Regions from separate parts of the Mus musculus genome. Here all the other regions are linked to region 4. Evidence: chromatin loops called from intact Hi-C (ENCODE). Cell type or tissue: heart. All regions are shown on one strand. Links, peaks and the distances in the headings refer to the core of each region. The heading gives the core; the rest is flanking DNA. Region 1 overlaps Zfp507 (zinc finger protein 507). Region 2 has its middle 4.3 kb from the start of Pdcd5. Region 3 has its middle 21 kb from the start of Gm36234. Region 4 has its middle 30 kb from the start of Gm30483.

Region 1 (3,045 bases), core at 255-2,754, 1.6 Mb after region 4:
CCCAACACCTTGTCAGTAGCTTCGAATGAGCCAAGAATTTCCCGTGATGCCGCTGATGGAAAGTGTGCTCAGGAAGGTATGTGTGCATTTTCATTAGCATCTATGAACTGCACAGGATGGCGGCTTTCATTAGGACGGTTTTGTGAATGCATGTAATGTACTCTGATGATGTTCGCGCACACACCGTCATCCTCACTTGTACCTTGTTAAATACAGTCTGCACTGACAAGCTTATGAGGTGAAAATGCCCTTCGTTGTCATGGAACAGTGTGTGTATCTGCCCTCTTCTATACTGTGGGTGAGAATGAATCTTCCCTTTGTTCCTAAGGAAACTCCAAGAATTGACTAGAGTAAATTACAAGTTCTGGGTCAGAAGTGCTAAATTAGTAAGGACTTGGCTAAACCCAGGCAGATAGATCTTATGGTTAAAATTTGCAGGGGTTTGTAAGGGCCAGGCTAGAGCAGAGACCCTTGGAAGGTAACGGGCCGGCCGCAAGCTGGGAAGGTGGGGGCTAGCGCAGAAGGCAAGCCTCCGCCCCCTCTCTAGCACCAAATGACCTGCCTGCTGAGGCACAGCTTTTGCAGATGGCAACCCCCACCTCAAACTTTAACTGAGGCTTCCTGCTGTGAGCTTACTCTTCTCCAAGTGTGACTTCCAGACTTCATCTGCATTATTTAAACACACACAGGAACCTTTTATGCACTAGTTAGGTACTAGTCGGCGGAGTATCTGGTAATAGGAATATTAGAATCAAAAGATTTAATTAGAGCTCCATGAAAAGGCGGATGCCACATCCAGAGAATGAGGGATTGAGTGTAATAAGCTGTGCTTCCTGGCTGTGGTTCACGTAAATTGATATGCTTTAAATGTCTCCAGTGTGGTACACAGTGTTTATGGGAAATAAAACATATTGGGGTGACTTTCCTTTTTAGATTTCCTAAGAATTAAAGTTAGAAACAACTGCAGAGTAAAATGTTTTACCATAATGTCTCATTAAATTATACCCCAGAAAGCATAACTGATTCCAGAATGTTTCTGAAGGAACTGATTTTGACACCACTGTAGCACCAGAATCCCCTTGTCAAACAGATGCCACCCCGTAAAACCATCCCGAACAAAAGGAGTTTACGACATGGCATCTGCTTTCGAGGTGGATGGCTGAGCGAAAACAGTTTTGTTTCCTTTCTACAGAATAGCCCTAAATGCCTCTTTTTATTTTAATTCATTATGTTTCCATATCCCTTCTAAAGGAGACATTAAGCATTAGACATGATTGGCCCGTAAATCCTAATGAGGGAATAAAGTGTGTGCAACTTAGTAGCGCCACCTGCAGTTGACTCCAGCAGCATTGAAAGCAAGGGCTTAAAAGTAATCAGTGGTTTTTAGCAGATTCAGTGAAGACATCAACATGGACACTCCAGAGACACAGTGTTCGTACCTTCCTCTGCTCTGCAATTTTTCTGTGTGACTTCGACGCTTGCTCCTGGGGTTAATGAGGTGTAGATTTAAGTTGCATACCATAATCATCTTGGTTTTTGGTTTGGTTTAGGAGTTTTGTTTTGTTTATTTTTTTTTTGCAGTGCTAGTGGTAGGTGCATGCTGAGCAAGCACTCTTCAACTGACCTTCACCCTAGCCCTTACCATGATTTTAGTTTTAACCCCCACTTAGCTGCATTTGCTGCTCTGTCAAACTATAGCAGGCCTAGCTGATCTCTTCCTGCATACTCACACCTGGATGGGTACTTTGATTAATAACGTGTGGTTGTGATTCATGTTTTGATAACAATCTCTTAACTATTCCGTACGTTTATTAAACAAAAAGGGAAGGGCATGACTGTCGCTGTGTGCAGTCTTTGCTATTGATATAGCATGGACGACACTAGCATGCTTTCATTACAGAGAACTGATGTAACAGTACTGCAGAATTCGTTCAGGCTAAAGGCATGGCACACCGATCCTGAGGGGGTTCTCTTGCCAAGTGCTGGGAGCACAGTGAAGGGTGTCACTGCCCTTGTGGAATCAGAAGTGGACTAGTGGGTATGATGGCAGCAAATGTCCTGGCATAGCACTTCTGGACTTGCAGACTGTGTCTCCTTGTGAAGTTTAAATTGTCCTTTCGTAGAGACCTGTCATTTGTGCAGCCCTGGGTTTTTAATGCCAGCGTTGCAGAGTCTGACTGGTGGTGTGCAGAAAGAGCACTAGGCTCATTCAGCCATGTGAGAAGGTCCTCTACTTCCCATTCTGTAGAGAAGGCAAATGTGGCCTCAAGAGCTGACATCATTTGCTCATTCTCACACCAGTGGTCGAGCAGAAATTAAGCCCGAGTCGTTGAACTTTAAATCCAGTCTTGATTCTATTGGAAACATTTGCTAGAAGTAGCACGGTCTCTCATTCTGTGCTATATTAGGCTTTTCCATCTGTCAGTTTTATTAGTTGTCATTGATCTGTAATATTTTTCACACACAAAAAAATTATCCAATATTTCACAACTCATTTTTTTTCAGTTTTTTTTTCAAAAACTATATTTGGAACAATGCCATTTATAATCAAGTCCAAGTTTTTAACCTACCAATTAAAAGCGATGCTTAGATTGTAATTATGATTAGTGTATTAATGTTATAGATTTATACTAGGAAATTGGGACGTTTTGTCCTGCTTGGCAGTAGTTATTAACTAAAGAAAAGTTCAATTTTAGAATGCTTAAATTTAACTTAAGAATTTTCTTTGTTGAAATTTCACCGTGGGCTTTCTTTTCTTCTGCAATGTTACTTAGATCCTGTGTGCACTCCTTCCCACCTAGGCTTGCTTCATGGCTTGCTCCCTGCCCAGAACACATGGCTCTTCCTGCTCTGCCTAAGCCTTGGGCTTCCATGTGTACCTGCTGAGGAACACAGGGAGCTGGGAACCAGGACAGAAAGCATAGGCAGTCTCCAGGAGCAGTGCTTAGGATGGAGCCCTAGAGCTTATGTGAGCAGCTCCTCATTTGCAGAATGAGCTGGTAATAGGGCCTGTATCACTGGGCTCGAGTTTGCTGCACATGAGTC
Region 2 (3,045 bases), core at 214-2,713, 1.7 Mb after region 4:
TTTCTAAAAATCACCTTAAATTTAAGATTTCTTTCTGGACAGATCAGAGTTATGAGATTTAAATATCATGGGGGGGGGGGGTCAAATGGAACAAGGTCAGGGCTGTGGCAGAGGAGCTGACCGAGCCTTGATGCTTAGAGCTGATTCTGAGTGCTTGTCACTTGTGCTCCCGAGGACTGAGTATGCCATCGTACACTGAGTGGATATAGAATAGCTCATTTATCCATCCATCCATCCATCCATCCATCCATCCATCTGCCCATCCATCCATTCGCCCATCCATCCATGCATGTAGTGGGTTGGTCTGATGCTGCTTGTATTTCAATACTAAATACTGGCTTCTCAACAAGTACCTGGTTGCCCCCAGCAAGCAGATCCTCACCGACATCAAGTGATGCTATGTGAACCTTGCTCCCCAATTTAACTGGTCAATAAAAGGCTAGAGCCTGTGATTGGGCAGTGGAGGGAGAGAGGTGAGACTTGAGGATCAAGTGGGGCGGCGGGGATAGGGGGAAGTTGCAGGTAGAGGGAGGAGAAGAAGAAAGAAGACAGACGGCAGCCACAGAGGGCGGCCACCATGAGAGGAGATAGACCATGAGCACGTGGCCAGGAGAAACAACATGTGACAAGCATGTTACAGCTGGAGAATAAGTAGAGCTCCAAACTGGCCCAAGTGAGGCGTATGGCTTATAAATAAAAATATCTGGCTTCTATGTCTTGTATAGGGGCTAGCTAGGATTCTAAATTCCTTCTCCACATGCATTCATTATTTTAGATTTTAAATTGAGACAGGATCTTGATATGCAGTCCAGACCTCAAACTCCTGATCCTCTTGCCCTGGACATGTAAGTGCTAGGATTACAGGCAGGCATTGCCACACCTGTCTATTTATATGTTTACATATCTATGTCTTTCTGGGTTGCCCAGCCTGGTCATATAATGTGGTCTAAACCACATAATAGAGTAAACACTAATTTTCTGTGGCTGTGCTAAACACCGTGGCCAAAAGTAATTCCAAAGGAACGGGCTTATTTAGCTTCTACTGTACAGTTAATCACTGAGAGAAGTCAGGGCAGGAACTCAAGGCAGGAACCTAGAGACAGGAACTGAAGGGCAGATGACAAAGGGACGCTACTGATTGGTTTGCTCCCAGCGGCTTGCTCAGCCTGCTTCCTTATACAGCTCAGGACCACCTGCCGAGAGGCGATGCCACACACAGTCAGCTGGGCTGTCTCATCAATCATCAATCAAGAAAGTGTCCCATAGACATGCCTACAGGACAATCTGATGAAAGCATTTTCTCAATCGAGAGACCTGCTTTCCAGGGGACAATGGCTTGTAGCAACCTTGTAAAACAAACAAACAAAACCTAACCAGAGCACTACCCATAAATGTAAAATATTATTTTTACACTGTTTTGCATGTCTTTACATTATTTTGCATATATGTACTTGAGTGTGTACATGTGCATGTGGGCGCCCCCCAGAGGACAGAGGGTGGTATTGGATGCCCCAGAACTGGAGTTTTAGAAGGTTGTGAGACTCCTGAGATCCTGAGAACCAAACCTCCGTTCGGTCTGCTACAAGAGCAGGGAGTGCTGCTAACCAGTAAACCATCTCTCTAGTCCTGTAAGCACCACTTTTATACATGTTGGGTGGAGAGCATGTGGTTGGCTTTACTGTAGTGGCCTACAAGCAAACTTGCCATGTCCCCAAACGATGGCCGTGTTGTTGAAGAAACGTTTGTCAATTGGGATCTCAGGCTCTGTCATCACTAATCAACTGCTCACACACTGAGTTTGATGTGGGACGGGAGTCCATTGCTCTGTTTGAAAGCTTATACAGCAAAAACACCAGAAGTAAAGAGGTCAGGGAAGAGCTTAACACACTGCCCTGCCAGGAAGCTTCCTAGCTACAAGAAGTCCCAACCAAGCAATCTAGCGTCCATCTACAGCTGCTGGGGTCGGAGACTGCCCAGCTGGCCCGCCTCTTGCATTCTGCCTTTGTTGGAGACTTTCATGCTGCCAGCCATGACATAACTGATCAGCGGAAACACCATAGCTAAGGCACTGCTGGCAAGCAACCATGAAGGCGTGAACCCTGAGGATGGGAGGTGAGAATCCACAACACAGCATGCAGCAAGGATAGCGCTGAAGCCCCAAATCACCCACCAAGCTGGCTGAGGCTTTCTCAGAGTGAATCCATGCCTCTGGACCCAGAATCCAGCTACAAAGACGGATGAGGGAGATTAAAGCTTTGTCTGTGAGGACATACTGTGTGGCACAAAGCAACAGTTACGGGTCTTCTCGGCTTTGTAGCGTAATGAAGAACTCAGTCTCTTTCGGTAGAGTATGGCTCCCTCTGCTGCTGACAGGAGATGGCCAGGGCTCTGCTGCAGGGGACTTGAGGACAATTAAGCAGAGAAGATGGCTTGCCCAGGGAAAAGGCTGGGAGATAAGCATGACAGAGGGACCAGTGAGTGCTGTAAGCATTGCCCCTGTGGGTGCTGGGATTACTGGCCCACTGCTGTCACATAAGCAGCAAGCAGTGACATCAGTGGCCAACACAAGGAGGCCATGAAATAGCTGTGTATCACCTGTGCTTCTACCAAATGCATCCTTCCATCTCTTCCTTCCTTCCTTCTCCTCTTCTTTCCTGTTTGCGTATGTACAAGCCTATGTGCTCTGTATGTCAATGGCCTCTGAACTGAAACACTCCCTCTGGAAGGGAAGGCTCAGGAGAGTCAGGGCATGCCTCCGCTACTTTTTGTCGGTGATAAAATACCATGCCCCAAAGCAACTTATAAAAGGAAGAGTTTATCGGGGCTTATGGTTCCAGGGGAAGAGTCCAAAATGGCATGTCAGGAGGTGGCTGGAGGAAGAAACACAACGACCGCATCTTCAGCCAGGAATGTGGAACAGAGTCCAGTCAGGAAGCAGATAAGGCTTTTAAAAGCCCACCCCTGCTGCTGATGCACTTCCTCCAGCGAGGATGAACCCCCTAAAGGTTCCATAACCTCCCCAAACTGCACTACCAGTTAGGGACC
Region 3 (3,045 bases), core at 287-2,786, 1.5 Mb after region 4:
AGTCTTATGAGTAAAGGTAATAATTTGTCATAAATAATTGTTCATTACCTGAGCATTTGTTTGTCTTGAAGTTTAGCATTGTGCAATAAAGCTGTGCAATTTTGAGTAATTCGATTATAAGACTGACTGGGAAATATGGTGGATTATAATGAGCCGAGGGAGGGTCCCGGGGGCTGGAAACACTGATCAGCCAAACCACCGTCCTGGGCAAGTACTAGTGTCGCTACAGCTATGCAGGGGTCTGCGGACCCGTTTCTCTTGTTTCTGCCATTGAAGTGCTCACTGGACAAAGATCTGTTCTGGATGGATTCAGTCTCCTCGTTCCAGGAGTCCCAAGACAGGAAATTCAGGGCACTGGGCCTACATCAGAGCCTTTCCTGATGCTCCGTGCACAGCACACCTGCTGGCCCGATGGCCCCAAAGGCTCACCTGTAGGTGTCCTCGTGGGAGGGGCACTACCTCCAAGATGCCCGATGCATCTCACATCAGCTCCCACCCATGTCAAGTCACACCCTTGCAGACCCACGGAACTGAAGGAGGCAGCCTCAGACAGGAACAATGCTGAGGGCGAGCAAGAGCCTGTGTGCGTGGGTCACAGGCGAGCAAGCACAGGAATACAAAGACTCACCTCAGGTCTGAGAAAGGGAGGAGGGAAAGAAGAAGGGACCTGTAAGAAATTAAAGAGGAAAGGGGGTAGGGTTAGAGGGGCAGGGAGAAGGAAAGAGAAGAGGAAAAAAGAAAGAGGAGATGGCATGGAAATGTGGGCCTGTAGAGTAGGAAAAGGATAGAACAGAATAGTGAACCTATGGTGGTCTGCTGCAGATCTTCGACAACTTATAGCTGTCATCCCCCCAGCGCATGCGCAGCCAGAATGCCTTGTGGAGCAACACAGGTACTGGCTCCCCGCCGTGCGTTCCATAGCTGCTTCTGTGTTTTCACATCTCACCTTTCCACACTCTGGTGTTAAGGAACATGAGGCTGGCTCCTCTTTGCAGAGACCTTGAAAGCTGGAGTCAGGGGCGTGGCCTCAGCAGGAACAGACGAGTCGCTCTCGGAGAACTTCTTGCCTAGATCTGGACCTCAGACAGAGCTGGTTCCAGGTTCTCAGCACCAAGTTCTGTGAACCTGGGGCCCAAAGCCCCTGAAAATAAGACACCTCCTTATCTGCCTTCCATGGGAGAGCAATCCTGTCTCTCTGCCTGGGGCACTATTCGGGGACAGGCTGGAAGAGTAGACTTACCCACCTTGTTTCCCACTCTTCCACACAAAAAGCACACATGGACACTAAGCCCAGAGCTGCCCTTTTCCTAGAACCTCAGAGGGAGGGGCCCCTCCCACCCCATCCAGATCTTGGAGAGCTCTCTAAGGCTCCAAAGGGTCCCCAGAGCCCTGCCCCAGCAGCAGCTCATCCGAAGAAGCAATTAGGGGGATTGTCAAGAGATAAAGGCTAGCCCAGACTTCAGGTGGGACTCAGCCTGCAGCTTGGACTACCGTGCCACCCCCAAAAGATGACATGTAAAGCTCCTTCTCCTTGCAAATTCAAAGGGAGGCGAAGAGTGTGGGAAAGTCTGCTGGCCAGAGGCAAGTATTGCAAGGCCCTATGAGGACCTCTGGGGATATAAGGAGCCATCTCCACTCTCTGGGCGGCGCTGGGGCAACTGCGGGAATCATGCAGCCAGATGAAGCTCATAAATTTCCCCTATGAACAATTGTTTTCATTTCCCTCCCATGCCACTAGATATTATAAGTGGAAAGCAAAACACAAGTAAATATGTTCATTCCACTCTGTGATCGGTGATAAACGAGAGGCTGCGCCGGCTGACAAAGGTCATCAAAGCCGCCAGCCCGGAGTCTGCGAGCGGACACTGCCACCCTCCGGCCATGTGAGAAACTGCATCCGCTGCCGCCACCCGGACTCCACAGCCCTCCCCAGGCTGTAGGCACCTGCTGTGAGCTCCTTCCGCAGAGGTTGAGGGCTGCCATCCTGCATCACACAGGACATCCAACACATGACACATGCAAATGACAGAAAAACTATAAAGCAAGGCAAAAAAAAAAACCCTCAAATTTAAAACTAGCCACCATCCCTAATCACCTCTCTCATGAAGACAACTTACTAACATTTCAGTCTGTTTGGCTTCAGTTTTGATGAGGTAAATGGGCATAGGAAAAGAGCAAGGCTTTTTGTCTGAAGACCTGATGTTTGACCTAGTGTTCAAATTAAAGTAAATTCTGTAAACAGCTGGAAAATACCTTTTTAAGGGCTGCATAATATTTTCAATTTTAATTTCACTAGTATTACTATTGCTAGTGGCAATGCACTGTGCGTGTGTGTATGTGTGTGTGTGTGTGTGTGTGTGTGTGTGTGTGTGTGTGTGTGTGTGTGTGTGTGTGTGTGAGTGTGTGTGTGTGTGTGTGTGTGTGTGTGTGTGTGTACGATGGGAAGAGGATGTAGGTATGGAGGTCAGAGGATAATCTGTGGGAGTCAGTTTTCTCCTTCCACACTGTGGTTCCCAGGGATCAAACTCAGGTTGTCAGGTTTGGCCGGCAAGCATCCTACCAGGATAAGCCACGGGGCTGGTGGGGTGTTTTAAGTTGTAGGTGTACCAAGTTCATTCCCCCTCTTCAATTGTTTACGTCCCTGCAGCTGATACGGAGGCTAAAACCTTTTATTCAGAAACCCTTCTTCATATGACTTAAAAACTTAAAGGCAGAATTACTGAATGAAATGAAATGTGTATTGCTGGCATGCTAATGCCCTCCCATCCATCCTTTCAACTTTAATATCAACCCCAGGCAAAAATCCAGTTCAAGCTTTCTTGACATTTTGCCACATTTATACCAAGGTCCATCAGAAAAAAAAAAAAAACTGAGGAATCTCCAAGAAACATCTTTTTTGTCAAAAACAGGGGCAAGTGATTAAGACCTATTCAGTCAGATATTAAAAGACAGGAAGCTACGGAACTGAGAAATCTGAAGCCCACCCAGAAGCAGCTGGAGCCAGGTGCTGACAGTCAAACTCGGGGGTGTGTCCTCACTGTGGGA
Region 4 (3,045 bases), core at 394-2,893:
GGCAGCTACCACTTGCCCAATAGCACATTGGAAGGCCTGACTCTTGCGTTTCTAGTTGTGTCCCCCAGGGAACGCTGTCCTCACCAGGAACAGGCATAGTGGAGGAGGATATGACAACAGAGCCCTGCCCAAGCCCCGTAGCAGGGTTGATTGAAGCAACTGACAAAGGCTGTCTAAAACCATGTTGGATATGGGCTCTCCCCCACACACACACACACCAACACAAAAGCAATTTGCTAACCTATTTGCTATAACAGTAACTGCTGAGCAAGTGTGGCTCAGCAAGGCTCAATGTGCTCAGAGCTGCAATTGCAATTTAAACCTAAGCCTTGTAAGGTATGACTTATCACTAGCCTCATTTCACATGCTCAGAGAGGTTAAGACACTTATCAAAAGTTGCACAGCTGGTTAACTGCATTGGCAGATTTGAAATTGGCCCCATCATTTCTAGCCATATTGCAGAGCTTACCTATGAAAGGGTTGTGGTGCTTTCTAGAGATGTTAACTGCCCCCCCCCCCATCCCAAGCTACTGGTTTCCTTTGGAGACATTATTTTTTTTAAAAAAATTAATCTTCTTAGTTCACAGTAATGAAGCTGGTCACTTTTCTCTCTAGAAAACACACTGACATTAGAACAGGATCTTCTAAGAGCTTAGGTTGGGTGGTTCCTGGCCTTGCCCCTTCTCAGGGTGTGTGGGGGTGGTATTTTATCTTCTGTGTTCCTCATTCAGTCTGAGTCTAGAGTCTCCTTCAACAAAAGTGACTCATCACTGGCCCCAGCCAAGCTAAAGCTACTTTTCCATGTGTGGGGGTTGTGGGGTCCACCCTGGGCTCAGGGCTACTAGCGCTTTCAAGTGGGGTTCAGATGTGGCTTATAGTTGTTCTCAAAGAGCTGCAGTGATCCCCGATATAGCATAGGGGGAGACAAAGAGCAGGAGGTGCTTCAGGGTTGCAGATACACAGTGGGGTCTGGCTCCACATATAACTAGCTATGTTGCTCAGAAAACCTAGAAAGAAGGTCCCGTTTTTGCAGACCATACCAACGTCCTGGCCACCCTGAAGAAGCAGCTTGGTGGCCAGGGACCCTCTTTGCCTTTTCCTGCAAGGAGCTGGGCAGAGGATTCTTATGTCACCTCCCCAGCTTGCACACCTCTGCCCACTCTGAGCAAGGGTTCCAGGAATCTTTATGCCATTACTAGACACGCTAGGGTCTGGCTTCTGGGCCAGCCCAGGCAGGGTGGACTTTATGTGAGCCCTCCCACCCATAGCAGAAATCCCAAGGTGGTTTCTGTCTGCTAATTCCCACCCAGAACCTTCTCAAGGCCTAGCGAGTTCTTCCTGGGGACAGGGCTTAACCTGTCTCTCAGTGAGGAGATGCGCTTGCCTGCTTGGGCATCTCTCCCTTCCTTACCTAGTCAGGACTGCTCATATGTATTCCTCTCTTGCCCGGGCCACCAGCAGACGTCTGGCGGGCTGTATTGTACAGATGTGTACCAAGGGCCCCATGGAGACTGTTTCGTTCCCTCTGTTCCCGCCCCCCCCCCCCCCCCCGCGCCCCGTCCCGGATGCTCCCTTCAGGCAGCTGCTGGTCTGTAGCCAACTTCCCTGGGGACCCAGCCTTGAAATCCAACCCTGGTAAAAGCAGATCGGGCAGGCTGCAGAAAAGGTAGGCCTTAGACCCAGACAAGTCTTCAGCCATGGTGAATCCCTCCCTTTCTCAGGGCAAGCAGCATAGAACTGCGATTCCGAATATGGCCACAAGAGGGCACTCGATGTCCACAGAAAGAGCAGGAAGAGCGCTGAAGGAGGTCGCTCTGGGAAAGGGCTGTTTGAAGAAGACCTATGCAAACCATGCCTGTCCAGCCTAGCCATCACAGGGGTCTCGTGAAAACGACCACACCATCAAGGCGTGGTTACTCTGACAAAGAATTAAGTCACTTGACTCATGCACTAAATTGCGTCTAGGTGCATTTGTTGAGTGTCTGCTCTATGCAAAGATCGGGTAAATCTGGAAGGGTCCCAGTACTGAGAAGCGCCAGACCATAGTCTACCAGGGAGTTCATTGCGGGAGGCGGGGTGGGGGGAGATTTAAAGGATGCTTCCGCAATTTCTCTCCCTCAGTGGGGCCACACAAACCTTCAGCCACAAGATTCTATCTCTTGCATTCCTCAATATGGTCGCTTGACTGAGAGCCTCCCGCAGAGTCTCGGGCATTTGAACACTTGCTCTCCAGTTGCTGCTTGGTGAGGTTTAGGAGGTGTGATCCTGCTGGGGAAAGTGTGTCACCGGGAGTAGGCTCTGAGTTGTTAAAAGTCATTCCCATTGAAGATGTGAGCTCGCAGCTTCAGCTACCAGTGGCTGCCCCTGTCAGGATGGACCCACATCCCTCTGGACCCTGGAGCACAAATACACTTTCTTCTAGTTGCTTCTGGTCAGTAAATGGCTATTTTCTTCATAGTCATGACAGAATGTCTCCTGGAAACGACATTATTGTGGGAGAGTTTATTTCGGCTCCTGGTTCCCAGAGCCAGTCCACATGGCTGGCAAAGGTTGTTGGAAATAGCTCACTTCATAACCAGGGCGGGTGGGAAGCCACCAGGGTCTGTATATCCTCAAGGGCGTATTTCCTCAACCCAGGTCCCACTTTTCCTAGGTTCCCAGAACCTCCCCAAACAGCACCACCATTTGAGCATTCAAATCATGAGCCTGTGGGCAAGAGATCATATTCTAACTATAATACCTTACAAGAATGTTTTATTCAAACTAAGTTCACTTCCCACACAGAAAGTCCCGTAGGTCAGAACTCACAAATCCCCTTTCTTCTATAAGCACCACTATTGGGGTCTGCAGGGGACATGCCTGAGATCGTGACTTAAAAGGTGCAAGCCACAGCCCGTGGGGGTAGTTGTGTCCCAAGTTGGTACCCAGCAGTTAATATGTATATGAAGACTCATGGGGTTGTCATAGTAACTGGTGAACACATGCATAGATGCTCGCGAGTTTTAAGTATCAATCTGGCCCATTGGATTCCTGGCACTCTTTCTT

Evidence for each region. Peaks named below come from ENCODE experiments on the same cell type or tissue, not always from the same donor. Only the 100,000 strongest peaks of a DNase experiment are listed, where the experiment ranks them.
Region 1: a loop joins it to region 4, with 4 times the contacts of the local background. A loop is called at or near these places in 4 of 42 quality-filtered maps.
Region 2: a loop joins it to region 4, with 11 times the contacts of the local background. A loop is called at or near these places in 13 of 42 quality-filtered maps.
Region 3: a loop joins it to region 4, with 7 times the contacts of the local background. A loop is called at or near these places in 19 of 42 quality-filtered maps.

What each region holds. Positions count from the first base shown.
Region 1 is chr7:35,788,679-35,791,723 of GRCm38, reverse strand. It overlaps Zfp507 (zinc finger protein 507), which reads left to right. Exons shown (of 7, transcript NM_177739.3): 4 at 1-76. Among named protein-coding and RNA genes, the nearest start is that of E130304I02Rik, 12 kb to the left of the region's middle. In heart, for the core only: a CTCF peak has its summit at 1,325 (motif pointing left); no DNase peak of the experiment used is centred there.
Region 2 is chr7:35,650,220-35,653,264 of GRCm38, reverse strand. No RefSeq gene overlaps it. Among named protein-coding and RNA genes, the nearest start is that of Pdcd5, 4.3 kb to the right of the region's middle. In heart, for the core only: a CTCF peak has its summit at 1,471 (motif pointing left); no DNase peak of the experiment used is centred there.
Region 3 is chr7:35,900,874-35,903,918 of GRCm38, reverse strand. No RefSeq gene overlaps it. Among named protein-coding and RNA genes, the nearest start is that of Gm36234, 21 kb to the left of the region's middle. In heart, for the core only: no CTCF peak of the experiment used is centred there; no DNase peak of the experiment used is centred there; H3K4me3 peaks cover 932 bases; H3K27ac peaks cover 251 bases; H3K27me3 peaks cover 391 bases.
Region 4 is chr7:37,356,579-37,359,623 of GRCm38, reverse strand. It overlaps a transcript of Zfp536 not described here. Among named protein-coding and RNA genes, the nearest start is that of Gm30483, 30 kb to the right of the region's middle. In heart, for the core only: CTCF peaks have their summits at 921 and 1,757 (motif pointing right); a DNase peak (open chromatin) is centred at 1,713; H3K4me3 peaks cover 361 bases; H3K27ac peaks cover 352 bases; H3K27me3 peaks cover 656 bases.